Regions from separate parts of the Homo sapiens genome. Here all the other regions are linked to region 5. A link is a contact called in ENCODE Hi-C or POLR2A ChIA-PET data. All regions are on one chromosome and are shown on one strand. The core of a region is the stretch at or near the end of the contact, and the rest is flanking DNA. Distances in the headings are between cores, read along the strand shown. Region 1 overlaps IPCEF1 (interaction protein for cytohesin exchange factors 1). Region 2 has its middle 110 kb from the start of ESR1. Region 3 holds the start of IPCEF1 (interaction protein for cytohesin exchange factors 1). Region 4 holds the start of SCAF8 (SR-related CTD associated factor 8). Region 5 holds the start of MTRF1L (mitochondrial translation release factor 1 like).

The links. Hi-C counts contacts between places; a loop is a spot of excess contacts on that map. ChIA-PET counts read pairs that join two places held with the same protein, here RNA polymerase II (POLR2A). Pooled maps may share reads with other maps.
Region 1: a map of CD4-positive, alpha-beta memory T cell shows a loop between it and region 5 (3-fold over the local background). The contact joins the enhancer-like site here to the promoter of MTRF1L in region 5. A Hi-C loop is called at or near these places in 2 of 168 maps with a recorded cell type or tissue (CD4-positive, alpha-beta memory T cell and naive thymus-derived CD4-positive, alpha-beta T cell), 2 of 37 single-sample maps with no recorded cell type and 7 of 50 pooled maps. POLR2A ChIA-PET finds 5 or more read pairs at or near these places in 1 of 52 experiments (activated T-cell).
Region 2: a loop to region 5 is called in a pooled map, with 2.7 times the contacts of the local background. The contact joins the enhancer-like site here to the promoter of MTRF1L in region 5. A Hi-C loop is called at or near these places in 4 of 50 pooled maps. POLR2A ChIA-PET finds 5 or more read pairs at or near these places in 2 of 52 experiments (GM12878 and activated naive CD4-positive, alpha-beta T cell).
Region 3: a pooled map shows a loop between it and region 5 (5-fold over the local background). The contact joins the promoter of IPCEF1 here to the promoter of MTRF1L in region 5. A Hi-C loop is called at or near these places in 2 of 37 single-sample maps with no recorded cell type and 7 of 50 pooled maps.
Region 4: a loop to region 5 is called in a map of CD8-positive, alpha-beta T cell, with 3 times the contacts of the local background. The contact joins the promoter of SCAF8 here to the promoter of MTRF1L in region 5. A Hi-C loop is called at or near these places in 4 of 168 maps with a recorded cell type or tissue (CD4-positive, alpha-beta memory T cell, CD8-positive, alpha-beta T cell and naive thymus-derived CD4-positive, alpha-beta T cell), 2 of 37 single-sample maps with no recorded cell type and 15 of 50 pooled maps.

The regions. Positions count from the first base shown.
Region 1 is chr6:154,246,390-154,249,089 of GRCh38, reverse strand. IPCEF1 (interaction protein for cytohesin exchange factors 1) reads left to right here. Exons shown (of 12, transcript NM_001130700.2): 4 at 1,602-1,641; 5 at 2,330-2,499. It also overlaps a transcript of OPRM1 not described here. Among named protein-coding and RNA genes, the nearest start is that of IPCEF1, 110 kb to the left of the region's middle. Within about 2 kb of position 1,434, at least 5 of the 41 ENCODE cell types and tissues checked have a DNase peak (open chromatin) inside an H3K27ac peak, as active enhancers do.
Region 2 is chr6:151,700,711-151,703,410 of GRCh38, reverse strand. It overlaps a transcript of ESR1 not described here. Among named protein-coding and RNA genes, the nearest start is that of ESR1, 110 kb to the left of the region's middle. Within about 2 kb of position 1,435, at least 2 of the 41 ENCODE cell types and tissues checked have a DNase peak (open chromatin) inside an H3K27ac peak, as active enhancers do.
Region 3 is chr6:154,355,402-154,358,101 of GRCh38, reverse strand. It overlaps IPCEF1 (interaction protein for cytohesin exchange factors 1), which reads left to right and starts at 1,299. Exons shown (of 12, transcript NM_001130700.2): 1 at 1,299-1,430.
Region 4 is chr6:154,732,055-154,734,754 of GRCh38, reverse strand. It overlaps SCAF8 (SR-related CTD associated factor 8), which reads right to left and starts at 1,339. Exons shown (of 20, transcript NM_014892.5): 1 at 825-1,339. The coding sequence starts at 854. RefSeq lists silencers at 567-1,166, 1,317-1,436, 1,467-1,706 and an enhancer at 803-1,306.
Region 5 is chr6:153,001,267-153,003,966 of GRCh38, reverse strand. It overlaps MTRF1L (mitochondrial translation release factor 1 like), which reads left to right and starts at 1,258. Exons shown (of 7, transcript NM_019041.7): 1 at 1,258-1,540. The coding sequence starts at 1,282. RefSeq lists enhancers at 901-1,010, 101-1,101 and silencers at 1,331-1,440, 1,451-1,510.

The DNA.
Region 1 (2,700 bases), core at 185-2,684, 1.2 Mb before region 5:
TTTATGGATGATTAATTTTGGGGGGGATAAATTTTACTCTAACATTGGTCAGATGAAATGTCAGTGCAATATTTCTTGGGATCTATATTTCCCAGGAAATATAATTTAAACACTTTAGCTTCGTTGTAATTGCTGAAGGATACATAAATCATACTTATAAAAATTATGATTTTTTTCTGTTTATTAGATATAAAGTATTTGTTTATCTCAACGATATAATATTATATTACACATACTCATATAAAGGGATGTTGTTTAGTTCTCAGAGGATTTTCACAAATAAATCTTGTAAAATCTTTATAAGACCTATAGGATTAGAATTATTATCAATATCTTCATTTTATAAATGAAGAAGCAGATTCAGAGAGTGCTATTTTCTTGGGCACCACAGCTACTAATTATAATAGCCAGGAATTGGTTCCAGGCCTCTGGATTTAAAGACCTTCTCCTCTTTTCACTATGTCATATCCCTTCTTCAAACATACAGTAGAACCATATACAATAGCTATCAGATCAATAGTTAGATATGTAGACTATAAGCCAGGAACCTCTAGAAAACATTATAAAATGCTGTACTAAGATTACATACCAAATTTTGGAACTGCTTTTCATTTTCACACGTTTTTTCCCCTGAGTTCTCTACCTGTTAACGGAAAAGGTTGTCTTTCAAATTTAAATCAGTTCAGCTTAGATATTTGTAAAGAAAAAACAAATAGAACTTCTTTAAGCAAAATTTTTTTTCTCTCTCTCTACACACACACACACACACACACACACACACACGTATTTTAAAGCACTTAAAAATATTTTTTATTTTTGCTGATAGTCTGATTGTATGTTTGTTTAAAATGTATTGTGGAAAAAATGTATATTTCATATATGTTGTCTTATGTCTGATTTGAAGAGCTAGTACAGAATAGTAGGTGGTAACTAATTTATCTTCCATAAAACGTGAGAAATATTCAGAGATATTTAAAGACAGAATAACAAACTTTAATTTGTCTGTAAATAAGAATTTCCTGATAAGGAGGGTTGATTGCTACTGAACTCTCACTGAAAGAGGTTGTGGAATTTCATTTTCTGGGATATTTAATTCATGTGGTTTAGGTCTAACCCTACGTGGTAGCAGGACTATGAGCTGAATAGTCAAGTGACTCTAATATTTTGAGATTGTAACAATTATCTTCCAGGTTTATCTGAATAATCATTGTTATTTAGAAATTGCAAAAGAAGCAGATATATTTTTCCTTCTCTCACAAAAACACAAAAGGGGAAATATTTTTTGATTTTTAAAACTTCCGTGAACACTGTGCTATCATAACTAAAGTAGTAGTGAGAGCGGCTTGTGGGTGGGAACAGGAAACATCAGTGATAAATGCTCTGTGACTTTTTTTTTTTTTCAGGTTCAGCTCAATGTATATTGATTCTAATTAGCACATTTTGTGCCTCAGCTAGTAGCTCCCCGTTAAGCTCTGCCTGGAGAGTTTTTTTTTAGATTCCATCCTGCTCATAAACACTGCCACCTCCTCCCTCCTTCTCTCTTTACAAATGTTACAACACAATCAGAAATTTCCTCTTTTCTTTCCTTCCTGCATTTTCAGCAGGTTCCCTTGCGTCAGAAGCCCAGGAGGAAAACTCAAGGTAATTAGATCTCTTTTGTTTCTTTATCTCCATTTTGTGTACGTTGAGTGTGGCTTTTCTCCGGGGTGCCTTCCTTGGGATCAGATTTCTGTCTGTCTTAATGCTAATAAGAGGAGGTGGACGGCAGATTAATTTTTGGTTATTGTTGAATCGATTTTAAGAAATGACGACATGTTGTTCATTTGGATTAATCCCTCGTGGTATGTCAAAAGAGCTTAGAAAAACTGGCAGTGAGTCGGGAAGTAGCTGTGTATTGAGGTGGGCATTAACCCTTCAACATCTATTGCATAACTACGGCTGTTATTGTTGAGAGGAGCTATGTTACTGCACTGATATGCCCGCCAGCCTTACAATTTTAATTATTTTCAACTTATTCTTGGTGAATACTATTCTTAGACTAATACTTGCATATTACTCCTGCTGCGCTGTTTCTTTGGCCGTATCTTATACCTTCTAAGCATGAAACAAATGTTTAAAAATAAAACAGACACATGGCTTTTTTTTTTTTTTTTTGCATTGGTTTTGCATAGGTTTTGCATAGGCTTTGCATAAATCTTGGTGAAAAATCCAGCTCCCCGGGGGGTTAACAATTAAAAGTTGCCTTTCACTCTGTCACATAAATCAGGATAATACTTTACCTACCAAATCAGGGTAATACATTATCTACCTCTTCATGTAATCATTGCAGGTTTTCTCACGATGAGTCGGAGGAGGATATCGTGTAAAGATCTGGGCCATGCTGACTGCCAAGGGTGGCTGTATAAGAAAAAGGAAAAGGGAAGTTTCCTAAGCAACAAATGGAAAAAGTTCTGGGTGATACTGAAGGGGTCGTCACTGTACTGGTATAGCAATCAAATGGTGAGTCTGCTTTCTTCCTCCTATTCCCAGCCGTTTTAATGAGGGATACGTTAAAGGCATCAGGTGATCCCTATGGGAAAGTTCATTTTGATTTCTGGGAATTGGAGCGGAGTAAATAAACAAATAAGTTATAGAAGCCATTTCTGGTGCAGTAGATATGTAGGTTATGCTTCTGTGTTTTATGGAGAAGAAACCCATCCT
Region 2 (2,700 bases), core at 186-2,685, 1.3 Mb after region 5:
TTCTAAACAGCCTGCAGTCAGCCATGCCCTTGCAGACAAGGCTCTGGGGGTTCCACATGCACCTCCAGCCTCAGAAGACTGGCCTGACCAGTCCTGCAGCTGTTTTGAGGACAGTAGCTAAGCCTGGAAGTGGTGACTTTATTTACCATTTTTGGTTAGTCACTAAGTAAAGTCTTTGCCTAGAAACCTTCATTTCTTATGCAGTAGGGTAGAAAAGGTCCAGCTAAAAATTTTCCTGAAATACTTCACCAAACAGGCCAGTTCTACAATTAGGAAATTACCACGCTGAGTAATATTTGCCAGTCTGGTTTTTAGTGAAGTCAGGTTTCGTCCACTGGCATCTCAAGCTGATTGGCAGACAGACCTAGGTCCTACACCCAACCCCTCCCTTGCAATTTGGGCAGGTTATATTTTTAAAAGTGCAGACTTCCTGTGCTTTTGAACATTTTGAAGGCTAGGATAGTATTCACAAATCAGGGGTGCATTTAATCTTTTATATCACATGCCTGCTACTGGATTTGCAAAATGCTGCATAGATACACAGCCTCTCAAGTTGGCTTCTAGGCAATGGTGACAATTTGCACTTTCTAGAGGCATGACTTTTCAAGAGGTTTGTGAACTAGTTTTAAAATGTTCTATGGAGGAAATGAGAAATGGACTTGACAGTCAGTAAGTTATTTTATCTTAATTTTAAATAAAAAATAATGTAATTACTTGGTGACCACAAATACAAGTGGCATGGCTTGTCTTTTCCCTTGTGAAACTGCTACCTGTTGTTTTGAATAATTAAATTCAATAGAAATGTTTCTTAATGATTGAGAAGGTTAGAACTATGTCTCTATTTTTAGGTAGGTCACTGAATATGTAAAGTCTAAATTCTGAAGATATTCCCCTATTTTAGGGTTAAATTAAAAGCACACTCACATTTTGCTTCCTATTAGCACCATACAACTGGCAAGAGGAGAAGGAGGTTGTGAAATTCAAATCAAGAAATGTTTTCACTTGCTGGAAACTATGGTAAAGCTCTGAGGGAAAAAAGAATGAAAAGCTCTTTCTTAAGAAAAAAAAAGCTTGGATTTTCCCTACTTAGAGTGGACTATTGAGTATGTAAATAAATTGGTTAACCTCTCTGATACTATGCAAAGAAACCTCACCCACACAGTAGACTTGGGGATTTTTTTAAATGGTGGTAGTGCACAGATTGTATCCTTAATTTCAACCTAAGCAACGCATGTAGAGTGCCCATCAGATAGTAGGTGTACTGCTAAGCCCCTGACAATACACACTTGATAATGAAAGAAATTAAATGAAAAATCGTTCTCCAAACTGATGACCAAATTAGATCTTATCAATTCACGGACAAAGTCAGGAGAGAGAAAGAGGAAACTAGTATGTTCACACATACCTCAGTGATGGTTCAAAGTTCAGATTAAAATCTACATCCTTTTTCAAGAAGTGCTGTGCTGATATTTGGTACCGCAGTCCCGGAGAATGTGAAGAGATCTTTGTGCTTACTCCTTCCTAGTTTTCTTCTTCCTTTTGTTTTTTTAACAGAGAAGGAAAGGGAGATGTGGGTGATTTCTACAGATTTCCTTAATTAAAGCTAGTTTGACTCCCCACTTAAGTGAAATAAGGCTGTTAAAAAGAAAAGTAGTCTCACTTATCAATAGGCACTGAAGAATCAATGTTTGGCTTACCTGTTCAGATCAAATTCCTTGATTACATTATTTTACAAAGCTGAGTAGGGCTTAAGCTAGTTACCACTGATGCCATTGGCAAGTATTTCTTCATTCACGCACAGGCCATAATCCACTACACCAACTCAGGCCCACGGGATGACTTCCATTTCTTCTTCTTCTTTTTTTTTTTTTTTTTTTTTTTGAGATGTAGTGTCGCTCTTGCCACCCAGATTGGAGTGCAACGGTGCGGTCTCGGCTCACTGCAACCTCCACCTCCTGGGTTCAAGCATTTCTTCTGCCTCAGCCTCCCAAGTAGCTGGGACTACAGGCGCACACCACCACGCCCGCCAGCTAATTTTTTATCTTTTTAGTAGAGATGGGTTTCACCATGTTGGCTGGGCTGGTCTCCAATTCCTGACCTCCGGTGATCCACCCACCTCAGCCTCTCAAAGTGCTGAGATTACAGATGACTTCCATTTCTATAGATCCATTTTGCCATTAGAAATTAAAAAAAAAAAAACTCCCAGCCCACAGTATCTCAAATCACATGTGCAGCAGCAGAACAAAACCTGCTGTGGCTGTGATAGGTATGATTTTACCACGAAGATTCAGACGTTGTTACATGGTTGAAAAAGCAGTCACTGCACAGAGCAAGTGAGAAATTGAGCAATGCAACTTAATACAGCTTTTCCCTATTGCTTATAAAACAACGTTCTTAATTTTTAATTACATGTAAAATTCTTCTGAATTTTTACTTTAAGTTATTTCAATAGACTCCCTTGGGGTGCTTTAAGAATATCCCATGGGGCACTTTTTTACTGTGGGTCATCAGCCTAAGCTGTTGGAAAAAGGCCCTGGGTTTTTTTGGTTTGTTTTTAAAATGTTGTATAACAGCTTTAAATGTGCAAGACATGATAGAGTGGGGGAAAAAAACTTGTTGAATTCTTAACTTTGTTTTTCCATCTGAAATATTAGTATGCCTGTGTTTTTATTTTTTCCTAATTCCAAGCAACAGTGAACC
Region 3 (2,700 bases), core at 50-2,549, 1.4 Mb before region 5:
AAAATTAATACCATTCATGAGGGCACTGTCCTCATGACCTAATCACTCCCCAAAGGTCCACCTCTAAATACAATCACATTGGGGATTAGGTTTCTATATATTCTATATATTCTATATATATATATATATATATATATATATATTTTATATATATATTATATATATATATTTTATATATATATTATATATATATATTTTATATATATATTATATATATATATTTTATATATATATATATTTTATATATATATTTTATATATATATTATATATATTATATATATTTTATATATATATTATATATATTATATATATTTTATATATATAATATATATATTTTATATATTATATATATATAATATATATAATATATATATTATATATATAATATATATATAATATATATATTATATATAATATATATATAATATATATATAATATATATATTATATATATATATTATATATATATATACACATACATATTTATTTATTTATTTATTTTGAGTTGGAGTCTTGCTCTGTCTCCTAGTCTGGAGTTCAGTGGTGCGATCTCGGCTCACTGCAACCTCTGCCTCCCAGGTTCAAGCAATTCTCCTGCCTCAGCCTCCTGAGTGGTTGGGATTACAGGCATCTGCCACCACGCCCAGCTGTATTCATTTCCCTAGAAGGTATAGAGAAACAAGAAGCTGGTGTTGAAAGGGAGATTGGGAGGGCAGGAATTTGTAATGAGATGGAATATCTCTGACTTTCAGCCTGCCATTTTCCTTTTCCAATGTGGGAAAGAAAAGTTTTGTGGTTAGAGACTCTTCTATGTCTACTGCAAAAGATGGCAGGCTAAGACTTATTTTTATCCTAAAATACGTTTTACAAATGTGTCTGTACCCTCTCTTTATTAGAGCATTATGAACGATTAGGAAAGGAGGAAAGAGGGAAATCTGAAAGAAGATTGAACCTAAAGAGGTTGAAGTGGCATTTCACCCAAAAATGCTGAGAATGACTCTGCAGATCATCTCACCCTCCATGCCTGTAAATGAACATCCTTGCCTCCAAAACAGGAAAGCAGAACCATGAACTGTTCCACCAATGTGCTCGGCAAATGAATACACTGGGCAGTGCTTAGTGATCAATGAACTCAGGCAGATGGGGTGTGCTTGCCTTACATGTACTGTGTCCTGGATATGGGCATCAAGGAAGGGTTTCATAACAATGAGAAGGAAGAACGTTAGGATTGAGGAAGTGGAGATGATACTTCCTCTTCTTTCGAAAGAGCTTTACTCTCTGATCAGCTTTGAATGTTAGTTCTGGGTTGACTGAGTTTCCAGAGCTGAGGCTGCTTTAAGTAGAATCCTCAAGCTTGGCCTCAGAGTACTATGAGGCTTCTGAATCCAGGAATAAGACTGCTCTTGGATTTACTCTCTTTGTATTGCATGTAAGTAACGTCACTTCTTGGCTGATGTATGAGAGGTAACTGCTTGACAGATCAAGATGGCAAAGCAATGGATACCCTAGCACTCTCCTTAGAGTAGTGAGGTAGGAAATATGACTTTGGGGATGTAATATTCACTCAGCTCTCTGTAATCTGGGAAGCCAGGTGCTAAAGATTCTTTAATTCTGTGAAAGCTTTGAAAGAGGAGAGAGTTGTGTACTCACTCTGCTTTTATGTTTCTTAAATGGGTGTTGTCTTGATAGGTGTTTAGACTGCAGACCACAGGTTTGATTTAGAAAAGCACAATTCAGCATGTATTTGGGTCCTGAGGAGTTCATTTGGGGAAGCACTCTGGGGCCGCCCTCTTTCGAGAAAGTGTGTTCTTTGCAAGGGAGCTTCCTTTGCATGGAGGCAGCTGGGGGACATTTTACACTTTGATAAAGGTCTCAGGCTTGCCAAAATATCTCTGGTATAAAAATGAAAGCTAGGTGTTGTTGGTTCAGAGTCTTTTAGTAAGGGTGTCTGGGGCACTTGATTTTTCTTTGCTGGGGTATATGTGAAAGTATTTAATTATAGAAGTCAGAATTATAACCCACTGAAGCATCTTTGACTACAGCAGTGGGCTCTATTAGTCTTGAGTGGCCTATGTGTTCCTAGTGCTGTCCTTGATAAAGTCTAATTTCTATCGAGTTATTTATTTTATGTAGAAAATTGAAACCGAGGGCTGGGCACAATGGCTCACACCTGTAATCCCAGTACTTTGGGTGACCACGGCGAGAGGATCACTTGAGGTCAGGAGTTTGAGACCAGCCTGGGGGCAAAATAATGAGACCTCATCTCTACAGGAAGAAAAAAAAAAAGAAAGAAAAGAAAATAGAAAATAGAATGCCGGGTGCGGTGGCTCACGCTTGTAATCCCAGCACTTTGGGAGCCCAAGGCGGGTGGATCATCTGAGGTCAGGAGTTCGAGACCAGCCTGGCCAACATGATGAAACCCCGTCTCTACTAAAAATACAAAAATTAACTGGGCGTGGGAGCATGCACCTGTAATCCCAGCTACCTGGGAAGCTGAGGCAGGAGAATTGCTTGAACCCGGGAAGCGGAGGTTGCAGTGAGCTGAGATTGCGCCACTGCACTTCAGCCTGGGTGACAGAGCAAGAGTTCATCTCAAAAAAAAAAAAGAAAGAAAGAAAGAAAAGAAACAGAAATGGAAAGAACACACATTTCTTTCTGCTCACATCATGCAAGCAAGGAAGAAAAGGGTGTAAGTTTGT
Region 4 (2,700 bases), core at 90-2,589, 1.7 Mb before region 5:
CCTATTGAAGTCGGAGTTTAAAAAGAAATTGAATACATCAAAACCTGTCTTCTTCCAGACTAGTAAATTCAACTACACAGTGAAAATGGAATCTGCTTTTTAAAATCTTGTTTGACACGTGAATGAACCAGCGAGAAATGTTTCCCCCATAATCTTCCATCTCTCGATGCACAGATCTCTCCCTACCATTTGTCTTTATGTCGTGATGGATTAGAAGAGGAGCGAGTAAAAATAAAAGATATTGCAGAATAACCTTTGCCTGCCTACCAACCATCCAATTAGCTCAAGTCCCTAGCTGGCAAATTACCTAGTCAACAATGCCTCAATTATAAACACTACGTGTAACGTGACCACAGATCAACACCCCGTAGGTTCATTTCCCCCACCGCCCCCAATCGGTGTTAGCCTCAGTGAGGACCCGGGAAGGTCTGGAGAGTCATGTCCAGCGTCCACTTAAATCCTCAAAGGCCCAGGAAGGAGGTGGGCGGGCCAGGCCTCGGCGGAACTGACCTCGAGGGACCTGTCGGGAGTCTCCGGGTGAGGGCCCAACCGGGTCTTTCCCTCCGAGCTCGCAGCCATTCCATAGGACGCCGGAGACGCCAGAACCTCCCTCCGCCCCAGGGCGGCCCTCCCCCAACCCTCCTCCCGGACCCGGGGGAGGGGCACCCAGAGGAGAAACACCCCTCCCCCACGGGCACTGCTAGGCCACCGCTCACCCCACCCTTAAAAAACCCGCAGGCCCGCGCCCACCCTCCGGGCCCCGGCCTCGACCAGGGGTGGGGGCGGTGCGGGCAGGAGCAGGGGAACCCGGCTGCCATACCAACCTCGCTATTGAAGGTCTTCACGGCCTCCATGTTGTCGCTGCGGAGGCCCCGAGCCCGGCGGCGGAAGAGGCGGCGGCCACTGCACTGGGTGGGGAGAGCGAGACGCGGGCTGCTGCGTGGCCGCGAGGAGGGGGCGCTGGCGGGAGAGCGGGCCGCTGCGACCTCGGGGCGGAGTGGAAGGGCACGCGCTGGCGGGGAAGGGCTCCCTCAGCGGCAGAGCGGCACCGGCATGGCCGCTAGGGCGGGGGGAGCGCCGTTCTAGGGAACAGAGGCGCTGCCGGGGCGGGTCGGCGGCGGGCGGGGGAGGGGCTGGGCCGCGGCGCCTTCTCTTCTCTGCCCCGCTCCGTTTCGGTCCCCCTCCCTCTAGCCCCTTCCCCTACACTCTCCACTCCCTTCTGCCCCTTCCTCCGACGGGCTCCTGTTTCACCTCCCCGCCGCTCGGGCCGCAGGAACCAGCCCCGCTCGGCGAAGACAGAGGAGGAAGCGCTGGCAGCAGCGGCTGCGGCATCCAATATGGCGGACTCGAGTCGGGCCGCGCAGTTCGGGGATCCGCGGCGCCGGCTAGCGCGCCCCCTGGCGACTGGACCGTGCGAGCCCCGGCGGCCGCGCGGAAACCATCGAGCGCGCTGGGGCCAGAGCGTCGCCGCCCGTAGGCCCGGCTGGGCTCCGCTGCCCTCGCCTTGGCTCCGGGGCCGCCCGCGCCTCGCCCCCTCCCCGCGCCCCGCGGACGCGGGAGTGAGCGCTGCGGCATCCGGGGGAACGCCGCGGCGGGTTTGTACAGCAGGAGGAGGCAACTCCAAAGCGCGGCTCTAATAAGAGCCTAAACGTGCCCAAGAAGCGGCAAGTTGAGGAAATGTGCGCGTTTCCCTTGTTTCCCGGTGGATTGGTCCTTTTGCACAAGCGGCAGGGTTTAGTTGCTTTTCACAACTTTACTGGACAGTGCCCTAAACATCCGCAGCCTTCGCCAAGAAAAAGTTCCTGGTCATCTATTTAGTAACTGAACTCAATTGTTTTAACTGCACAGGGAGGGAACATTAGAAACCAAAGCCTTGGATTCGGGTTGGGGCAGGCGGCGAGGGAAACAGGCATGCAGCAGCTCCTTGCAGGAAATGCCCGCTGCATAGGATCCAGGGACTGGAGTGGCACAATGAGCGCATTTGTCTGCAAGGCGGGAAGGGGACCCTAGAATGCACAACACTTGAATAGGTGAAAAGGGAACCCGTCTGTTTCGGAAGATGAATTGTTCTAAAGGAATTTTGCCCTAGGATACTTGGAGTAAAGGTAAATACAGTATTTCTTAGATGGATTAGGAGATGCTGCTAGTAAAAAGCCTTCTCTCTCGTGCAGCGCAAAATAAGGTACCAATTTAAAAATACTTATCGATGTTAAAAGATAGGGATGTATCGTGGAACCCCGAACACTGCTGTCCTCTTGTTGAAAGTCATTTTTCAACAATCATTCCCAAATTCACTCAAAGGGAGAGAGGAACATAAGGGCAGGATCGTACTTTTGGAGAGTTTTGGAATCAAGGTAGTTCCTAAGAGCTGTGCGCAGAGCCCCGTGAAACTGGGAAAGTAAGGCCCTTCTTGAGGTTTCAGAGCCTTCATTCTACTTCATTGGCAGCTTTAGTATAGGGCCTGGCTACTGAGAAGGTAACAGGGATAACTCACCAAGTGCTTTTATATTTACTTTCAAAATCTCAAATTCTGTCACAGATTTCTCCACCGTCTCCCATCTTCAGGCCTAGCCATGATCTTTTACTGACACTTGCAGTAGCCTCCTAACTGGTCCCTTGCTTGTCTTCCTACAGTTCATTTCCAGACAGTAGCCGAGGGATGTTTTTCTTAGATAAATCAGATCAGGTCACTCCCTTACT
Region 5 (2,700 bases), core at 9-2,508:
TTGAAGAGTCATTTCATTCTTCCACTCACTCTGCATTTGTTATCGTGCTAAGAGATGAAAAGAGAGAGGCAATGCAAACGTTATTTTCTAAGAATGTTTATACTTAACAGTTTCGATTAGATGACCTAAGGATATTTTAACCTTGATAAGGGTTCCCATTTTTTACCATTTTATTTTTTATGAATAAATTAGAAGTTTCGTACTTCTAATATATCACCTCTCTCAACAGTGAAATACCACTTAGTAGACGCTGCCCAAACCAGTTAGGTAGTGGCAGTTCTCAGATTGAGCGTTTAGCCCTTGCATTCCCAGGACTGTCTTGGTTGTGTTTATTCCCTCATATTTATTTCTCCGTTGAGCTGTGAACAGGTCTTTTGAAAAGTGCAAAGCATTGTGCCAATAAATGTCGGTATTGCTGGCACCTATCCGCTACCAGTTCTTTGGAAAGGGATGAGGGTTGGACTCCTGGAGGCAGATATCTGAAGGCTTTGTTGGGCTGTAGGTTGCTGTAACACGGAATCACTCCACCTCTTTAAAAAGCTGACGATAAGTGGGACTAAGTGAAAATGAATGGGCAGGTGAATAATAAAGTCCTTTGAAAGCAAGTAAATGACGCGGCAGATGAAGGGCACGCACGTCTATTGTGCAAATTCATTCAGTGGTTATCTCATAATACACTTATCAAGTCCTTATTACCACGAACCTCACCCACCGTGGACAAGAGAAACATAAGCAGGAAAAAAGGAGGAGGAATAAACACACGCCTGTCCATAATAAAACTCGCTCTTGAAGACTCAGCGGCAGCCCTGCACCGGAGACTGACGACTTGCGCGGCTGTGACCTCCGCCCTGCAGCGGACCCTCGACTGCCCTGCACTGCGGCTCTGGAGGCCCCGACTCAGTGCATGGGAAAGAAATCCTCACTATCAGAAAACAGAGGGGCAATCTGCTGCTCTCCCTTTCCGGCCAAACACGTCACCCATCAACCGGATACCTACCAAGAGGCTTTCAGAGGAGGCGCCCAAGGTCTCCCAGGCCCGCCCCTCCCCAATCACGCTCCGCTCAGCCCCCTCAACTTTTGGCCTCCGGGAAGTTCGCAGCGTTCTCACGCTTGGCAGGAAGTTCCCGCCAAGGCTTCCGGAAAATCCTTTAAAAAGCAACGCTTGCGCTGGGCGGGGCTTGGTGCGCTCTCACCCTTATCTCCAAATTCTGGGTGTTGTCGCGAGGGCTGCTGTGTCCGGAACTTCCGGTTCCGGTCAGGGTCCGCGATCTCGGACTAAGGATGCGGTCCCGGGTTCTGTGGGGCGCTGCCCGGTGGCTCTGGCCCCGCCGGGCCGTTGGCCCAGCCCGCCGGCCCCTGAGCTCCGGTAGCCCGCCGCTGGAGGAGCTGTTCACCCGGGGCGGGCCCTTGCGGACCTTCCTCGAGCGCCAGGCGGGGTCTGAAGCCCATTTGAAGGTCAGGAGGCCCGAGTTGCTGGCGGTGATCAAACTGCTGAACGAGAAGGAGCGGGAGCTGCGGGAGACTGAGCACTTGCTGCACGGTAAGGGTCGGGCCCGGGGGAGAGGCGTCAGAGCACATTCTTGACTCTTCGTTTGACTTTTCCACTGCCCACACTACCCGAGTTTGAAACTCTTTACTCACTTGCAGCCGTTTTTATTTTGGATCAGAGGTCAGGACATCATTACGTGCTGTGATCCCATCCTCTCCTGTGGGCTCTCTTGTGCTCCTTTGCCACGGCGCTCTGCCGCCTTTTACATGCTTATTAGTTGTGGACTCGGGCAAGAGCTCATTAGCTCAGCAAGGATAAATAAGGCACTGTCCCTGTGATGGGCTCCACAGCGGTGTTTCTCAAAGTGTGGTGTGGAGACCCATTTGCAGTAGTATCAGGGCAGTGCTTGTTAATAGCAGACTTAGGACTCAGAATCTCAGACCTATACGTGGGTAAAGGTACTAAATTGGGAAATTCAGTATGGCCTAAGTATAGAATAGGTGGGAGATGATGTCATAGAAACATGAAGCCAGAAAAATAGTTAAGAACCTTGCAAGACAAAGAATTTGGATTTATTTTTTATAGACCATGGAAAGTTAGCAAATGTTTTTAAGCAGAGAATTCACGTCTTTGTAAAGAAAAGTTAATGGTGGCATGCGCTGAGGATAAATTGGAGTATTCTCCAGAAACGCTGGTGGCTGACAGGCCAGGGAGGAGGCAGTTGAAACAATCCAAAGAAGAAATGGTGATAGGCATAGTTCTGACTCACAAAACATTTTGAGAAACAAGTTAGGATTTAGTGGCTTATGCCCTGAGAAGGATGAGGGAGAGAGTTAGTTCTAAGAAAAGTCTTAGGTTTCTGGCTTCAGCACGAGTGGTACTGTTAATTAAGATGAAAGTATAAAAGTTGGACCGAATTTTTTAAAAAGATGAGTTTTGCATTGAATGCCATATTAAGTTAAAAATACCTGTGAAAAGGAATTCCAATAAAGATATCTGTACTAGTCTAGGAGAAAAAATTACTGACATAGGAGAAAAATTGAGCCCAAATAATCATATGAGAGCTCTCGAGATATACAGTACGTGGTAAATTAAACCTTAGAAGTAGATGAGAACACTCAGGGAAAATGTGTTAAGATAGAAACAAGTCTAACAAGGCCAGAAATACACAGTATTTGAGGAGCAGGCAGAGAAGAAGGCTATAAAAGGTC